Regions from separate parts of the Mus musculus genome. Here region 1 is linked to region 2. Evidence: chromatin loops called from intact Hi-C (ENCODE). Cell type or tissue: gastrocnemius. All regions are shown on one strand. Links, peaks and the distances in the headings refer to the core of each region. The heading gives the core; the rest is flanking DNA.

Evidence for each region. Peaks named below come from ENCODE experiments on the same cell type or tissue, not always from the same donor. Only the 100,000 strongest peaks of a DNase experiment are listed, where the experiment ranks them.
Region 1: it touches region 2 in a loop (1.9-fold over the local background); 2 of 42 quality-filtered maps call a loop at or near these places.

Annotation. Positions count from the first base shown.
Region 1 is chr2:153,294,206-153,303,417 of GRCm38, forward strand. The region is part of intron 1 of Kif3b (kinesin family member 3B); the gene reads left to right. Among named protein-coding and RNA genes, the nearest start is that of Gm39961, 7.4 kb to the left of the region's middle. In gastrocnemius, for the core only: a CTCF peak has its summit at 4,985 (motif pointing right); DNase peaks (open chromatin) are centred at 3,719 and 5,345; H3K27ac peaks cover 947 bases.
Region 2 is chr2:153,411,196-153,420,310 of GRCm38, forward strand. Nol4l (nucleolar protein 4-like) reads right to left here. Exons shown (of 11, transcript NM_001134300.2): 7 at 6,765-6,950; 8 at 6,493-6,684; 9 at 6,168-6,290; 10 at 5,449-5,650; 11 at 1-634. The coding sequence ends at 417. It also overlaps the pseudogene Gm14472. Among named protein-coding and RNA genes, the nearest start is that of Asxl1, 70 kb to the left of the region's middle. In gastrocnemius, for the core only: a CTCF peak has its summit at 3,636 (motif pointing left); a DNase peak (open chromatin) is centred at 7,417.

The sequences.
Region 1 (9,212 bases), core at 549-8,548, 120 kb before region 2:
CCTGTGAACCATGGCCAGCAGCGGGGAAGCGTCCAGCTCAGTTTCAGCTTGGTTTCTCTTTGTCATGAAATCAAAGCTTGTACTGTCTTCAGCAACAAGTTCTTACCGTCTCATAATGGTGGGCAACCAACAGCAGTTGCGATAGCCTGTTTGGGGTACCTCGAGGGCATCCCTGGTGATTTGAATGGGACCACTGAGACATCCAGCCCCGTGGGTTGAACAGCTGCCTGTTTCTTGGCCTGTACAGTGAGTGACAGCCGTTGGTGGACTACTGCATCTCCTTTTAATAATAAATCCCCTTTTAATAAACACTCTGATCCTCCATTCTGTCTGTTCCTTTAGCAAACCCTGACCAACAATTCATGGTAAGGTAGTCCAACCCTGGCACTAACATTTTCCTATAATAATTTGTGGCTATAAATTGCTCGGCACATTTGGTAAATGTTAGCTGTCATTATTTGGGCTTAACTTAGCACGTGTACTGTATTTTACATTCTGATAGTGGTTGGTGAGTGAGTATAGTGTGTGCTTATAATCTCAGGTCTGTCAGTCCTCAGAGATGATCAGAAGCATGAAGCAGTTGTCATTGTGGCAGTGTGTGACTGTGGTGTCATTGCAGGATTTCTCCATGAACCAGGACCTCCTTACCAGGGTGGGTGCAAGGAAAGGAGAAATCTGGTGCGGCGGGCTGTGCTCAGGTGGTAGAATGTTGCCTGGCATACACGAATCCTGGATTTCTCCTCTAGTGCCATGTAGACACTGGCATGGTGGCTCATGTCTGCAGTCCCAGAACTCGGGTGCTGGAGGTGGAGTTCAAGGCCACCTTGCCTGTATATCAGTCGGAGACACATGAGGCCCTGTTTTTGTTTTAAGGAGGAAAATGGCTAATTGGAGGTTTTGTTGTTTGGAACCAAATTCAGTAAATGTTTATTACATTTCTCTATCCCAGGGATATACAGGATACTGTATCTTCATGGCCTTCAAGGAACCCCGAGCTTAACTTGCAAATAACTTCATTTGACAGTATTTGATCTGCCTGCCCATTGGGTGTCAGGCCTTGCACATGCTAGGCGGGCACTCCACTAACCAGCCCATCTCTGGCGTCATGGTTTTTGTTTAAGGCCGACTTGTTGCTCTGGCCAGCCTCTAATTCCTAGGCTCAAGTGATCTTGTCACCTTAGTTTTCTGAGCAAATGAGACTGTAGGTGTATGTTAACACACTTGCCTTGACTTGTCTAAATGGATTCATGGATTGTGTTTGTGTTGGCCATAGAGTAAAGCCCTGCTGTCTTCTGCTGTGTCCTGAGATGCCTGCTAGGCACCCAGATAGGAGCTAGTAGTGGGGTGGTGGGGGAGTGGGGAACCTCAGATTGCTCCTACATCTTTTTCTTTCCCTGTTATCTTTCCCTTCCCCCTCCCTTTCCTTTCTCCTCTCTTTTTCTTTTTTTCCATTATTTTTTAAAGATTTATTTTTATTTTCTGTGCACTGGTTTGCCTGCATGTATGTTTGTGTGAGGGTACCAGGTCCCCTAGAACTGGAGTTACAGTTGTGAGCTGACATGTAGGTGCTGGGAATTGAACCTGGCTCCTCTGGAAGAGCAGCCAATGCCCTTAACTGCTGAGCCATCTCTTCAGCTCTCTTTCCATTTCTTCTTGTCTTTCTGGGCCTTGTTACGTAGCCTAGGTTAGCCCCAGCACTTGCTCTCCCGCATGCTGGGTTCGTACACATTTCAGGTTGCCAAGGAAGAACCTTGTCTTGTGACAGTTGACACACTGCTGTCTGTATGGATCTTGATGCTCTGGAGTTCTGAATTGGGCCTTTATTTGGTCTCATTGGTACCCGTGAGGAAAGCAAGGTGCAGATTAAACTCTCCAGTGAACAATGGCGGAACTCCTAGGAAGAGAAACCATGCTGCCGGGCAGAAGCCCACCCACCTCACAGTGGTGTCCGGGTCTTCAGACGCCAGGCACAGTGCTCTTGTTGTATTCCTATGGCTTCGTTTGTGGGACATTTGCTGAGCAACAGGTATTTGCTGTGGCAGCCCTGTGCAGCCTGGGGATATGACAGTGAAGAGATGGCTGAGGTCCTTGTCTCACAGCGTTCAGCAGGTGCAAACCCAAAACCAAAAAGTAGGCAGACGGGATTTGAACTGGAGGAACACAGTGGGAGCAATGGCGCAGTAGTGTGCTGGAAAGCCATTCTCCAGGGATGGAGGGGACACTGCTGCATTAACTGGGGGAGGCGGTGACATTTTTGTTGAGGTTTGATCTCGGGAAGGGGCTCACTGTTTGAAGGTATACCAAAAGGATAAAGACTCCACGGTGGTCCTGAGCTAATTCCAGAAACTGCAGGAAGTGGCTGTGATGGGGTGAGTGGAGAGGTGGCTGGGAGTAGGGGGAGTCTACTCTAGAGGAGTCTACACGCCATGGGAACACTGGAGGCTTCTCAGAAGGTGTCATCATCTAGGTGTTTTTGTTGGTGTTAGTTTTTTAATGTGTGTGGATGTTTTGCCTGTGTGGATGCCTTGTGTCTACAGAGGCCGGAGGGATTGTTCAGTCTCCTGGAACTGGAGTTACAGAGGGTTGTGAGCTACCATGTGTGTTCTGGGACCTGTGGAACAATACCTACTGAGTTACCTTTCTTTCTCTCTCTCTTTTTTTTGGGGGGGTGGGGGGTTGGTTTTTCAAGACAGGGTTTCTCTGTATAGTCCTGGCTGTCCTGGAACTCACTCTGTAGACCAGGCTGACCTTGAACTCAGAAATCTGCCTGCCTCTGCCTCCCAAGTGCTAGGATTAAAGGCGTGCGCCACCACTGCCGGGCCCTGAGTCATCTTTCTAGACCTTAGAAAACCTTGGTGGTTTAAATAAATAATTTTTAAGACAGGGCCTATTGTAACCTAGGTTAACCTTAAGTTCTTTATGTAGTTGACTAAGGATGGGCTGGAACTTCTGATTCTTTTGCCTCTCTCCTGTGTACTGGGGTTATAAGTGTATGCTACCATACCAGATCATGTGGGCCTAGGGACTGACTTCAGAAACTTGTGTATGCTCGATAAGGCCTCTACTAACTGAGTCACATCCCTGGCCCCTAGTTTTCTGCTTTGTTTTTAAATCACTCTGAGGGCTGATGATGAGGTTCGGTGTAGAGTGTTCTCAGTGTGTGCATGTGCCCTCCGTGTCACAAAAGGAGGGCAAAAGAAAGTGAAGTCACCTGGCCTCTCTGGATTGTGAGTTTGAGAGAGCTTTAAGTGCCAGCCAGACTAGGTAGAAGGTTAGTAAGATGGTGGTGACTTTTTAGGGTGGTGGTAGGGGATGGTTATGTTTTGGAGGTGGCCAGTAGGGTGAAAGGATTAAGGGTGACTCCTAAGTTTTTGGCCCAAGCAGTTAGGTAGATTTAGAGGTGCCATCTGCCTCTCAAAGGATTAGAGGTCTCTGGTGAGGGGCCCTGAGAGGAACAACTGAATTATTCCAAGAGGCCCAAGGTACTACCAGTGCCTTAGCCCCTGCTGAAGGAAGACAGCCTGGAGGGTCTTACATTGTCCACCTAAGTCATCCAGATCTGCTTTTCCCAGGCTGGCTCGATGCCGGTCTGTGGAGTAGTAGTAAGTGGGTGCTCTGATGGGGTCCTGCTTACCTCTCTCTGGCTGTTTCAGTTGCCGTCCTAACCTGGGGATCTTGGCTGATGGAGGTTGGAAGGAATCTAGCCAGCTCTGGGGGAGAGCATATACTCACTAACACAGCTCACCCCCAGCACCTCAGATGGCCATGCTCTCCCTGCCAAAATGCCTCTTTCCTGGCTGCTGAACAGTAGGTCTTAAGGTTCAGAGCTTTTTAGACAGGGGAAGGCTTTGTAAAGCTGCTGTATTCTGCCAAAATTCCTAGAGGACTCTTGAACGTAGTAGCTCATCCAAGCAAGGGCTCCAGGCCTCATTTCCCATGCACTAGGAAAGGCCTTTGTTCATTTGGCGGTCAGTGAGGCCTGTTAGCGTTGTGGGACTCACAACTGCACACACTACTCCGAGTAGCTCTGGTGTTTTCTTTGCTCCTTCTTGAGTCTCATCCTCAGTCAGTGGTGGCCACATGGAGTGTGGGTTGTCCCAGGCTTCAGGTAAGGACACGTAGATACCTAGAAATCAGTCCTATTTGCTAGTGTATTCTGTACCTGCTAAGGGTTAAGGTAGGAAGATTGATGCTGGTTTAAGTGTGCTGCGCATGACAGAAGCACTTCTTGAACATGCACAGTCTAAGCCTAGATTGGAAAAATCAGGGTCTGGATTTCACCAGGATCCACTCACCCAGGTCAGATGTGAAACTATGGTCTCCTTCCATTTCCCTCCGGTCAAGCCACAGAAGCCAAAAGCAGTGCAGCAGTGGCCGAGAAAGAGGAGCTACTGAAAGCGCTGAGGGTGAAGCCACCCAGACAGCTGGGTGAATTATGGGTGGAGCTGTTCAAACAGCTGGATAATCTCTAGGTGGAGCTGTCCCAGCTGCAGGTCACTAAAGTAACTGTTGTTAGCATCATCTGTGTAGTCAAGATCTGAGCTGTCAAATCGAACTTTTGGGGTCACCTTTCTTAACCTTTGGAGAGAAAATCCTACAAAGACAAGAAGTACAAGCACCTGACTTAAGACCCTAGAAGACAGGGGTCATGCAGGGGCAAGAAGCCCCTCACCTAGACCCCAGAAGACAAGAGACCTACACACTCCTCACCCCCTTCACCAGGCCCAGAGCTGAAGACAGTGTAGGAGCTGCAGGAGGAGCTGTGCCTGCACACAGCTCAAAGAACACAGCCAAGGCCTGAGGTCACCCCAACAGTAAAACACGAAGCTGGCTCAGAACAACACCCCCATCCCCCAAGACTTTGTGCTACCAGCAAGCTGATAGTGTGTTTCGATAGCTAAGCTAAGGCTTGCTGAGCCAAGCTTGCAAGCCCTGCTTTCATTTGGTCTTCAGCAGTCTTTGTACAGGAACTGTTCCTCCCAGTTCCCAGAAGAGGGAAGTAGAGACTGTGTGAGTCAAATACTTCCCCAAAGATGCTGATCCGGAGTCCACCGCTCAGCCTACTATTCACTTTTCTCTAAGAAAGTTATTTATTAATTATGATTGTGCATTTTTGTGTGTGCATGGTGTGTGTACATGAGAACACGTGTGCCTGTGAAGGTCAGAGGACTTTTGTAGAGTCAGTCCATCTCCTACCTTTCTATGGGTTTCAGGGGTCAAACTCTGCCATCCACTGAACCATCGAGCTGGCCTTCTACTGCTCCCTCCCTCCCTCCCTCCCTCCCTCCCTCCCTCCCTCCCTCTGTTCCTTAGGATGCAGAGCCTCTTGCACGCTAAGCACAGGCTGCACCACTGAGGGGCATCCTCAGCCCCATCTGTTGTTTTTCAGAGGAGCAGTGACCACAGCATCCATTTGTCCGAGGCCTTTCTCTTCTGTGCCTGGGTAACTAGTTTGAAATGCAAATAGCAACCAGGTGCAGTGGGACTTGGTTATAATCCTGAGTGCTACTCAGGAGGTAGAGGCGGAAGGGTCAGGAGTTGTTTGGGGTTACACAGTTCCTTTGAGGTTAGCAGGCATTATAAGAGACCCCATCTCAACAAAGAAACCAACCAAAAAGTGACTTCAAAGGATGTTTGAGGAGATGGGAAACTCCTTTGTCTGTTTTAGAGTAATGGTGAATCTTCTCAGTATTTGATGGATGAGGCTACAGACCCAGCTTTGGGCTAGATAGGCAGGCCAGCCTTATCCTTTGAAGTAGTCTAGCTGCCGGCCTCACACAGCTGAAGCTGGAGCCTTGAGCTTCTTTTCCCAGTCACTTAACCCTCAACTCACTTAGTCCTGCCTGTTACATATACACGAAAGAGGGGAGGGTACAGAAGCCCTTCATTCAGTGCCTTTAGAAAGCTTGGTTAAGGGCTGATACGATGGCTTAGCTGATAAAGGTGCCTGATGGCCTGAGTTCAAGTCCAGACACACAGTGAACAGAGAGAATCAGATCCTGCAAGTTGTTCTCCTACCTCCACACATGCACTGTGACCTTCGCCCATGGGTGCACACACAAAGTAGATGAACACAGTATTAAAAAAAAAAGGCTTTGGCTCAGATCTTTAATCCAGCACTCAGGAGGCTGAGGCAGATGGATCTCTGTGAGTTCAAGCAGTCAGGGCTAAATGGTAAGACGCTGTCTGAAACTCATCTCCCAAATTAAAAAAATATATATATATTTAAGAAGATCTATTGGTCAAGCCTTTGCTATCACAGAAAATTCTGTCACTTGTATTGTGACATGGGGAAATCAGTCAACCTGCCTGGACCTCAGTGTCTGTCTCTCCCTTAGTGTATGTTTAAGTATGTCTGTAGCTGCATACACAAACACATGACTGGGCCTTGAGGTGGACATCTTCTCCCTTGGTGCCTGTATGCTGGGCTTTCTCCCAGACTTTCTGGGTGGGGCGCTCAGGGCGTTTCTCCAAGCATACAGTGAGCCCTCTTGTTAGTACCACAGGTCTGCATTGCTTCTTTTTTTTTTTTTTTTTTAAAGATTCATTTATTTATTATATATAAGTACACTGTAGCTGTCTTCAGACACACCAGAAGAGGGAGTCAGATCTTTTTACGGATGGTTGTGAGCCACCATGTGGTTGCTGGGATTTGAACTCTGAACCTTCGGAAGAGCAGTCAGTGCTCTTACCCACTGAGCCACCTCACCAGCCCCTGCATTGCTTCTTGAGGTGGGAGTGTTTAAGGATCAGTTAATCCTGATGATACATTGTGTCTCTTCATTCTGTCACCTGATTGCAGACACTGAGCTCACTGCCGGCAGATCTATCTTTAGTATACTGATGTAGTTAAATCATAATTTGCATTCGAGATCTCTCTCCCACCAATGATAATGGGGTGGGGTTGGTTGGTTTTTAAAATTTGGGCCTGTTACAGCACTTTCATTTTCTCATACTAAAGCACAGGATAGATGTGGGTGTGGTCCAGGTGAAGTAGGAAGACAACTGAGGTTTGGGACATTAATAAACTGTCACTCATGCTGGAGTCCTCCATAGCACCTTTGCACAGGTTTCAGTGGGACTGTGTGGGCTTCAGTGTAGGAGACAGGCTGGGCAGAATAGGAGCTGCCTCTAGCAGCCCAGGGGCGGGAGCAGTCAGGACTCTGCTGACAATTCTGGAAGCTGAGCGCAAAGCTCGCTGGTAAAGTGTGGAAAGTATAGTGTCAGCCCAGGTGACTAAGATGATTGTGGGCAGGTGGTCTTCGGTTTTGCAAGCTGAGCGGTAAGGAAGTGGAGATGCTCTGACAGGCACCATCTCCCCTTGCTGATGCTCGCTCTGCAGCCCTTTTCAAAGGGGAAATTTTCCTGTTTAAGAAAATAAAATTTCCAGGAGGTGGTGGTGCACACCTTTAATCCCAGCACGTGGGAGACTGAGAGATCTCTGAGTTAGAGGCCAGCCTGGTCTACAGATCAAATTCCAGGAAAGTCAAGGCTAGACAAAGAAAACCTATCTTGGGGGTGGATGGAGAAGGAAAAAAAATTCCAATAAGGAAAAGTCAAGGAAATCATGGTAAGATCAAAGTGAGGTTCACCCCAGGTCCTACCAGCTTGAAGTGATCCATTAGCGTGTTACTGCTGTGTGCAAATATGTCCCGAAGTGATGTGAGATGTTTCACAGGAGTCACACACCAGATATTTATATTACAATTTAAACAGTAGCAAAATCACAGTTATGAAGTTGCAATGAAAATGATTTTATGGTTGGGGGTCCTCACATGATAAGGAACTTCATTAAAGGGTCACAGCATTAGGAAGGCAGAAAACACTGTTTTAGCGTCATCTACTGCACGCTGATTATTTTGAAACAAATTATATATACATAACTTTACCTGAAAATTCTTGTATCTATCTTAAAAAATAAACATTTTTTAACTTTTTAAAAAATTTATTTATTTTTTTAAAGATTTATTTATTTATCTGTAAGTACACTGTAGCTGTCTTCAGACATTCCAGAAGAGGGCATCAGATCTCATTACAGATGGTTGCCAGCCACCATGTGGTTGCTGGGATTTGAAGTCAGGAGCAGTCAGTGTTCTTAACTGCTGAGCCATCTCACCAGCCCCAATAAACTTATTCTTATAATATTTTTATGTGTCTGTGTGTGTGCCTGCATCATGTATATATGTGCAGCACATGCATGTGAAGGTAGATGTCAGACCTCCTGAAACTAGAATTACAGGTAGTTGTAAGCCACCTAATATGGAAGTAATGGAGAGGCTCTCTGATTTTCACCCCCATAGCCATGCAACCCCCCCACCCCTCCCCCCCACACATAAGAAGTAGAGAACAAGCCAGGTGTGGTGGTGCACATGTGTAATGTCAGCACTTGGGAAGAGAATGGAGAAAGGCCAGGAGTTCAAAGCCATCCTTAAGCCAGGTGTGGTGGCACACACCTTTAATCCCAGCACTTGGGAAGCAGAGGCAGGCGGATTTCTGACCAGGCTAGCCTGGTCTACAAAGTGAGTTCCAGGACAGCCAGGGCTATGCAGAGAAACCGTCTTGAAAAACCAAAAAAAAAAAAAAAAAAAAAAAGCCATTCTTAGGTACTCTCCTTAGATAGCTCGTGATAGCTATCCTAGGCTATATGAGACCTTACCTTAAAGGAGAAGGAGACGACGTGAGGTGACTATGAAGCCTTGTAGGAAATTTCTGAATGTTTTACTATTAGATTCAAGAGGGGTCTTCTGTCCCACTCCCAGACAAACGCTTCTGTGACAGGGGGTAGGTACCTCTTTGGGTTCAGGGCTGACTATTTAAAAGAACATGGTACTTGCAACATTGGGGGAATGAATAGTAAGATCAGGCACTGCTGATCTTACTGGGCTGCTCTTTCAGGTCACTCTCTGACAATGTGTCTGTCTTCAGATGCTCAAACCAAAATCAAGCCTTGTTTCCTCAAGCAGGAAATGGCTTTATTGCTTCTTCTCTCCTCAGTTATGTACACGAACCCACAAAAAATCTGAAGAAGAAAAAGGCAGACAGATAAAAGAAGGCTTACAAGCTCACTAACCAGAGAGCAGCATGGCTTCCAGTCCTGTTGCCCCACTCCTGGGTATCATTCTTCAGGACACCCATGCTTCTTCAGGGCATGCTTTCTACCAACCAGCTTCACTTGACAGAAGAAACAGTGACTTAAAGAACTTTAGTTTTTT
Region 2 (9,115 bases), core at 1-8,000:
ATTACTAAGGGGAGAGAAAGGGTCCACTTTTGCTCTTCTCAATAAATATGCAATTCTGCTCACCTAAGACTTGAAAGGTAATTATGGGGGGGGGGAGTTCTAACATCGTGGTCCACAAAGGTGATTCTAAATAGAGCTGTAGCCCCTGTGCCTTTTCAGGGGAACCTCAACCCTTTTAGAGCTGCCCCACTGGCCTCTTTCCAAGCAGGTCAGAGCACCCATGTGGTGAAATTAAAAAAAAAAAAAGAAAAGAAAAGTGTCCTTGTGCCCAAAGTCTCAGATGCTTGGAGTGCAGCTAGAAACAGCTCTTTTGGATCCCACCTCTTTCAGAAAACAGTGTACCAACTGGTGAGGCAGGAAGCTGGGTCCAGGCTGGGACAGCCTCCTGGCGTCGTGCACTCTGGGGGCCAGCAGGGTCAGTTCTGCTGTAAAATGAGGTTTTCCAGTTCATCTGCAGAACGCAGCAGGAAGGCTGCAGACTCTCGATAGCCTGCGATGAGCTGCCGCACAGCACTGATCTCCGTGGGGCTAAGCTGGGCTGTGGGCATGGTCCTGCTGGTGCTGTTGCTGGAAGGGGTAGGCGTGGGAGGAGTTGGGGTAGAGGCCCCGCCTTTCATGCTGAGGTCTGTGGGCCCTGTAGAGAGGGAAAGATGATTTAGAGTCTAAAGTTTAGAGGAAGCTGAAGCCCCTGCCTGCATCTGGGCATAGATTTGGAAGCCCTGGTCTATATCCCCAATGGCTATATTCCCAGTATTTAGAATGGGGCTTTGACATGGCAAGGGTTCTAGGCTAAGCTTTATTGTTAACCATATGACAGGCAAAAGAGAGGTGGAGAATTCTACCCAAAATCACATGGCAAGTGAACAATGGAATAAGGAGGCATGCATCAAAAACAAGGGCTTTGGTATCAGGCACAGCACAGTAGGCTTCCAACCTAGCTTCCTGCCTCTACCTATGCCGCCCATCAGACATACATCCCAGCTCTGGCTGCGGCTGAGGAAGAGGCACCTTGAGCCACAGAAATGTCTCCTATTAACTCCTGAGCCCTGCCGCTCTTCAAGGGGTAGTCATGGTTGGAACAGGACTAACAGTCCCAGGAAGCAACTGTGCTCCAGGCACTGTGAGAAAGAGCTGTTGGCATGTTTTGGAGGCAGTAGCATGGATGGGCCTTTTCCCCAGAAGGTTGAGAGGGGAGGCTACCATCCCGGTCTGGAGAGGCAGTGAACACCCTGCCCCTAGAGGGTTTACAGGTGCTTGTGGATGGAAGAGAGGCAAGGCTTGCTTTGCCTCAGCACCTCAGCTCTTCTTCCTCTGAGGAGTTTCACTGTCCCAAGTGAGGAGGCTGACGCTTCTGGGACAGAAGGGCTCAGAAGAGGACAGAATAGTCTGCTGTCTGTCCTCCACTGGCTGACTGTGGCAGAACAAACACACACACAAAACAACCAAACCCAAGCTCTTAAGATCCCTGGGGAGAAGGGGACTACAGCCACCTCTTTGCCCCATTAGAAGCTCCATGGAGTAGGCTGCCAGCACTCGAGTTGAGCAGGTGTATGCTCGAGTCCTTCTCTGCCACCTCATGGGCAATTTCAGAACTTCTTCGAGCGAGCTTCTGATTCCAAAACAAAGCAGGGAGCCGCTTCTTGGGAACAGGAGCTTCCATAAAGCTTGGGGAAGCCCAGATAGCCCAGCAGACAGGCGTTTCAGCCTTCTTGAGAACTAGCTGCAGAGCCTACCAGGAGAGGCACCTCAGCTGGCCTACTGGACATGGAAGTAAACTCCCACTAGACATGGAAGTGGCAGAGCTTGAAAGGCCTTGTAAGTATTAATCCCAGCACTCGGGAGGCAGAGGCAGGCGAATTTCTGAGTTCGAGGCCAGGGCTATACAGAGAAACCCTGTCTGGGGGGGGCGGGGGGGGAGGAATGAAGAGAGCTGGGGAATGAATGAGAGGCCTTGGTGACCCCTTGCCACAGCAGATAGTTCACTTTCCTGGCTGTAGCCCCTTTTTCCTGAGTCCCCTACCTGTATCCTTCAACCTGGAGGCCATCTACAGGAATATATGTTGTTCTGGGCCTACTTCCCTGTAGGTTTTGATGACCAGGCTTGTTCATTGCTGCATTTACATGGCTGTATTAGAGATGGACAAAACCTTGTCTTTGGAGACATCTACACTAGAAGTAACATCTAAGGATAAATTGTGGAAACAACTGTTGCTAAAGGAAGTCAGCACAGCTCTTTATTGGGAAAAGAAGTTGGCCTCTGTGGTTGTACTGTTGTTGTTTTTTAATTTTAATTTTTATGTGCATTGGTGTTTTGCCTGCATGTGTGCCTATGTGAGGGCGGCAGATCTCCTGGAACTGGAGTTACAGACAGTTGTGAGCTGCCATGTACGTGCTAGGAATTAAGCCCAGGTATTCTGGAAGAGCATCCAGTGCTCTTAAAACTGCTGAGCCATCTCTCTAGCCCCTGACTGGACAGTTCGTAAACACAGTTATTTTTCCCCATTTGACCAGAGAATGTAGATAGTTTGCTAAAAAGTTTCCTTGGGGATAGGGGTGTAGTTCAGTGGGTAAAGTACCCTCCCTACCACAAAAATAAATAACAGGTTAGAGAGAGAGAGCACTCCGCCGGGGGTTGGTGAAGTATCCCAAGATGGCTGGGCATAAACTTGCTCTAAAAACCATTGATTAGGTATCTTTTGTGTAGCTCATGCCCCAAAACCAGAAGGCAGTTGGAAATGCCCTGAAGTCCTGGAATGAGACCCTCCACCCCAGGTTGGCTAGTTTGTCTGAGAAACCACCTGCGATTGACTGGGCTTACTACAGGGCCAATGTGGCCAAGCCTGGCTTGGTGGATGACTTTGAAAAGCAGTATAATGCCCTGAAGATCCCTGTGCCTGAGGATAAACACACAGCCCTGGTGGACAAGAGGAGACGGGGGATGTGAAGAGCTGTGCTGAGTTTGTGTCTGGACCTCAGCTCAGGACCCAGGAGTGTGAGAAGCAGCTGGAGAAAACGAGGAACATAATTCCCTTTGACCAGATGACCAGTGATGACTCAAATGAGATCTTCCCAGAAACCAAGCTGGACAAGAAGAAGAAGTACCCGTACAGGCCCTACCAGCCCATTGAGAACCTATGAAGCAGCCTGGGACGGAGCCCCGGCCGACATGAAATAAAACATTTAAATAGTGAAATAAAATAAGTAAATAAATAAAATAAATAGCAATGCTCTTGGAATTAAGATATAGAACAGTGAAGTCTGTTAAAATCAAATATGGGAGGAAAAAGAGATGTGTATGTCAAAAACAGAGCCCAGCAGGCGAGTGGCTTCCATGGTGGCAGCTTCTGCCAGCTTCTAGATATCCCAATTGCAAGACTTGGAGGGGATGAAATAGATTTGATTTTCTCTGGTTGCTTTTGATCTAGGCAATGCCTGGGGGTAGCAGAGGCCACCTGCCACTGTCAGAGGTGGCCCCAGGTTTCTTTTCCCCCCTCTATCCCCAAATCTCAGCTCACTGTTCACTGCTGCTTAGAGAGCTCCCCAGCCCTCCAGTCCCTGATCTGATCTGGAGCCATTTCTGTACAGGCTCCAGTTACAGCTGGATTCTCAGGTTGCTAGTGGCCCCTAGTGGGCTAGTATGGGCACAAGCTGCCTAGTACCCCGGGTTAGAGGGACGGGGTCTGATTTTATCTGAGCTCATTTCTATCTCCAGTGACAACATGAGCAAAGTGAGGAGGATGAGCCATTAGCAGAGCTGTGGTAGGGTCCAAGCAGAAGCAAACAATCACCTGAAAGGCTGTGACTGGCAGGACAGTGGGAAGGAGGGATGGCTCTGTGACCCAGTAGCTACTGCTTATTTTCCCCAGCTGCTGGAGGCACTAGTGCTCATGGGAAAAGGCTGTTCCTAGCAAGGAGGAAAATGACCAGATCTCAGTCCTACCCATCTTCAAGGAAGCAGAATGTTCAGAGATGGGATTCATGGAGCAGATAGCTGCCTCCTGATCTCAGCTCTGGCTGTTGGTCGTGTCTTTCAGGACTCATACACTTGTGAGAGGCCAGGGAGCCACCACAACTGTGGTCCTAACACAGGCCATGCTGCATGTACCAGGTAAAGTTTTACCATGTGCTGCCCGGGCATGACTGGGCACCAGGTTATACCTTCCTCCATAGCCACTTAGTACTAGTGTTCCAGAGCATTCTAACTTTCCTGATCCTGAAACCCACGTCAGATACTCTAACTCTAGCAAAGGGACTGGAAGGAGAGTGGCTCTGGATCAGCCATTCTACCCCTGGTGTGCACCATGCTGGCCTGGCTCTAGGGATTAGGCCAGCCAGCCTCTTATTTTAGGTTAAGACGCATTAGAAGGGATGAGAGGCTAAGCCCAGGCAGGAACCTTCCAGACACCAGCACTTCCTTCCCAGTTGTGGGGCACAGTAAGCATGCAAGATGAAGCAAGGGGTGGGTGGAGATGGCCTGGCCTTTCTACCAGGGCTAGGAACCGGCCCTCTTCCTTGCTACCCAGGAACAGTCAAGGGGTCTCCTAAACCCAGAGCTCGCCTGCCAGAAAGTGCTTTTTCTTCTACCTGCCCCCTTAAGACAGCAGCTTGATGTCTTCACTTTCCTTCACTCCTTGGCCCCTGAATAACACAGAGGCACACTGCCTCTGCCCTGTCCCTGAAAACATTTTCATCACAGGGTTGGACAGAACAGGATGATGGAGGCCAGACACAGGTCACAGCCCTTGTATGCCTAGTAGCCCCCTGACCCTTCTCTCCCTGTTGCCCCTGCTAGAGAAGGTCTTGATGGCTGATCTGCCCCCATGTAAGACAGAATACCTCATGCCACCAGAGGTGTAGGAGGAATCTGTCTTCCCCCTCTTCCTCCCTCCCTTGGGGTGGGGAGTGGCACCTGCAGAGGTTCCTGGAAGCACTTGTCAAGCTGCCCAGTTTAGGTATGGAGCAGAAGAACCAACCTAATGTTTAACCATCTCCCAGACGACTTAAATGGGGGCACCATGGGTAGAGGGGCTGAGGCTAGACCAGATCCTGGCTCTGCTGCCAACTCACAGGGGACTTTCAGGGAGTGGAATCAGAGAGGTGCATTTGTAGTGACTGGCAGAAGCAATTACCATTGGAGATGGAAAAGGGAGCCCAGGCTTTCCTGACCTCATCTAAAGACTGACTGGTAATGGGGGAGCTGAGCCATTGTCCCGCTCTTCCCAAGGGCTTTTATGTAGAACAAGCTAGACACTGCTCTGGTAAAAACCAGGCCTGGCCAGGCATGGTGGCACACACCTTTAATCCCAGCCACTTGGGAGGCAGAGGCAGGTGGATTTCTGAGTTCGAGGCCAGCCTGGTCTACAGAGTGAGTTCCAGGACAGCCAGGGCTACACAGAGAAACCCTCTCTCAAAAAAAAAAAAAAAAAAACAGGCCTGACCACTACTTACCATTACTGTGATTTCCTGTCTGGAGGGAAGCAGAGGGCTGCAAGTTGCTGCTCAAGGACCCATAGCCACGGTAGCTGTAATTGAGGCCACCGTTGACATACACGGGGTCCTGGGAGTAGGCAGAGGCTGGCAGTGAGTAGGTGGAGTGGGTGATGGCTGTAGAGTCCCGAGAGTGCTGCTTATCCAGGGCTATGGGTTCTTCCTGCAAAGGAGGGATGACAATGCTAGGGAACCCAGGGGACAGAAAGCCTGGTCACTGTCCCTGTCATGAGGTAGGAAGAGGCTGTTTCCTGGGACCCACTGATATGATCTGGGCTGGGGTATCCTGTTGTTTCTCTCTCCCTGGGCACTTTGCCTCAGGGATCGCCCCTGATTGCATCTCTCTATGAACATACTAGGTTGACTCTATGCAGTGTAAAAGATCCTCTCTGTATGAACCTAGAACCTGTATCTCTTTAGTGCTGGGATTATAGGCGAGGACTTCCATACTCAGTCAGCCTTCCTTCCAACAGGTCTGCAATCTTAGCAACAAGGTCCTCCAGCACTCCTCACCCACCTCTTGGCACCCTCCTCTCTCCATCCTCTCTGCCCACCACAGTGCTATAACCGTAGGCTACATGATGGCTGCCCTGCCACCTCTCTGTCCACCCCCGCTGCAGGTGTAGACGGGATGAACAGTGGGTGAGACCCCTTTGCACACAGCCAGCATGAGCGCATACTTGTGAGGACTGGTAGATCTCCAGGCGCATCCTCTTGGCTGCCTTTCTCGTCTCACTCTCACAGGCAGCTGCTAGGATGTTCTCTGCCATGGCTGAGGTCAGATGCGGAGGAGTAGGTCTGGTCTGCAGGCACAAGAGACAGTGCTGGTGTTTGGGCTGGAAGGGTCCTGGTCAGGGGATGGCAAAGCAGGGGTTTGGACTCCAGTACCTGACTAACAGCCCGTTTTCCTCATTTGTGAAACAGGCCTACTGGGAAGTTGGGGTAAGGGGGTCTGGAGGGCAGTGATGGCGCCACAAGCCAGGGTGGCCAGGAGGGGGTACTCACCATCTCCATGCCGTTCTTCTTCATGCGGCGGCAGGACTTGAGGTATGTGCGGATGCGCTTGCGGGCCCGCTCCTGGAACTCAGGGAATTGCCGGCTGCAGGACTCGATGATGGCCTGGATCTTCTCCTTGGGCTGCTTGGAAATGGGCACCATGCGGTCCAGGTTCTCATCCACGAAGAGCCGCACGAACATCTGGGGAGACACAGGCTATGGGAGAGGACTGGCCCTGCCTTAGACCCATCGGTGTCCCACCAGCCCTGCCTGGTGCTCACGTTGAAGGCCTTGAGCCGCTCGGGGTCCATGCCCTCTGAGTCATTCATCTTGTCATTGTCCTCATGGTCATCATGGTCATCGTCATCGTCATCTGCTGCAGGGGCCCGGCCCACTGTCAGGTCCTCAGGACAGCCACTGACTTCAGTCTTGATGGAATCATAGCTCCCGGAGCTGTATGGGGGTGACTGAAACCAGGCAAAGCAGAGACAAATCAGGTGGCTGCCTACTTGGTCTCCCATGGTAAGCTTGAGGGCCAGGTCAGCAAGTGAACCCTACTTCCCACTGTGAGCTGAGAGCAACAGGTCTGCCCTCAGTGACCCCGGGCTACTGTCTGGAGGCCCAACTAAAGCAACACACAAGGAGGGCCTTGCCTTTTAGAGGCAAGGGGTAAAGTGTAGGAGCCACTTTCTTGGTGGCAGTGCCCACATCAAGACCTGCCATGCTGAGAGAAGGACACCAGAAAAGATTACAATCCGCCAGCCTCTCCTGTGTGCCAGGATCTGTTTGGGCTTCCAGGGTTCCTCCTGGATCCCCAGGGGACTGCAGCCTTGAGTTGACAAGTGAGCTGTCACCAGAGCAGCAAATGTGCAGTCTATGGGGGGGGAGGAGCAGATGGGCTGGGAAAGGGAGCCAGCCAAGGCAGTAGGGCCACAAAGCAGGGTGCAGTCCCCAGCTCCCAGGCCAGGCTGTTTCTGCCTATCTCCCAAGAGATTGCTCTGAAGCCTGGGGAAACAGGTGTTCAAGAAGGGGGAGAGCAGAGACAGCCAGCCTGCTACAGCCCAACTGTGAATGGGCAAGGACTTAAGCACTCTGCTCCCACACAGATCCTCCCCTCCGTCACACCACAGGCAAAGGTGGCAATCACTTCCTTGGTTGGTGGTGGTGTCCTTTCTAGGGCTGATCATATTATGGGAAGGACACACACACACACAAAGATTCCCATGAGCCAGCCCCTTCTGTGTGCCAGAATCTATTTGGGCTTCTGGATTTTCTCAGCCTTCAACGACTGCCTGTTTTTCCTTGGACTATGGCTTCTGCTTTCTCCTGCTTCCCAGCTACTAGGTTGCCCCTTCTGACCCAGCTCCATAATACCTTCCTATCCTCAGCACCCTGACTCTGAGCTGCTGTCATTTGCTTTTTAAAGTCTGTGGCATGCCCTGACTTCAGCATCTCTTTTCTCAAGGACATTGGCATGTAGTGGGTATGTTGGACCCAGGAGAAAACAGTCAGGCACAGTGATGTGGCCACAGCCTGCCTAAAAGGACCTGGTGCTTCCTGAGGAGCAACTCAAGAGAGACAAGTGGCCTGGTGCCTCTGGCCCTCAGGCCCCTCCCGCCATGACCACACAAAGACTTAAGGGGCAGAATTCCAGCCCTCCAGAATAACAAACAGTCTGGGGTCAAAACATGTACAGGGCACAGGGCTGGCTACTGGCTGGCTCTGGACTAGTCACATCTGCAAGTGATTCTTTAGCTGGATCCTCTGCCAGGGCCAGAGCAGAATAAGCAGACTGTCAGAAGCCCTCAGTGCCCACCCCTGTGCCATGGTATGGCCATGATAGCAAGTGGGTTGAGGGCTCTACTGAGTCAAATTTGCCTCCGCCCTAAGACAGCTGCTCTGTCTGGTCCCTGTACCTACTTCCGGGCTGATCCCTATGGGCTGTGCTACACACGTGGCACCAACGCCATCCTGTCCATTTAGATTGTGTCCTGAGCATTTATTTGTCCCATCCCACCCTGAAAAAGAGACAGGCCAGGGCAAAGAGTCTGTGGAGAGTAGGCAGGTGACTGCAGAAGGGCAGAGTTGAAGAGGTGCCCCAGGAGAGCTGGCACCTGTCAGGAAACTTTAATGGCCCAGGATAGTGTGTGCAATTATGGGCCATGGTAGGGGACCCACCTTGCCCACTCCTATACCTATATATCAGCTTGCTCAGGAGAGAAACTCCACATCCCTTTCTGCATCATCTGAAAAGATGGGGTCAGGCAGGCAGATTAGCCGAGGGGTCTGAGGCCTGGGCTGACTTTTCTCAAGGTGTGTGGTGGGGAAGGAGTCCACAAGCCAGGGTGCCTGTGCGGTCGGTGCCCTTCTCCACCTTTATGCAAGCTTGGAGGGCCACCCTCAAATCACCTCTAACAACTGAGCCCTTTGTTAAGGCCTTTATGTTTTTATTATTTAGGTCTTCCTATGGTAGCTTGGGCTGTCCTGACCTGAAACTCTCCATGTAGCCCAGGATGGCTTCATGTAGCCCAGGATGGCTTCCAACTGCACTCCTGCTTCAGGCAAATTCTGAGTAGTAGAGTTATTGGCATGACTACCATGCTTAGCAATGTCTTATACTTCTGTCACAAAT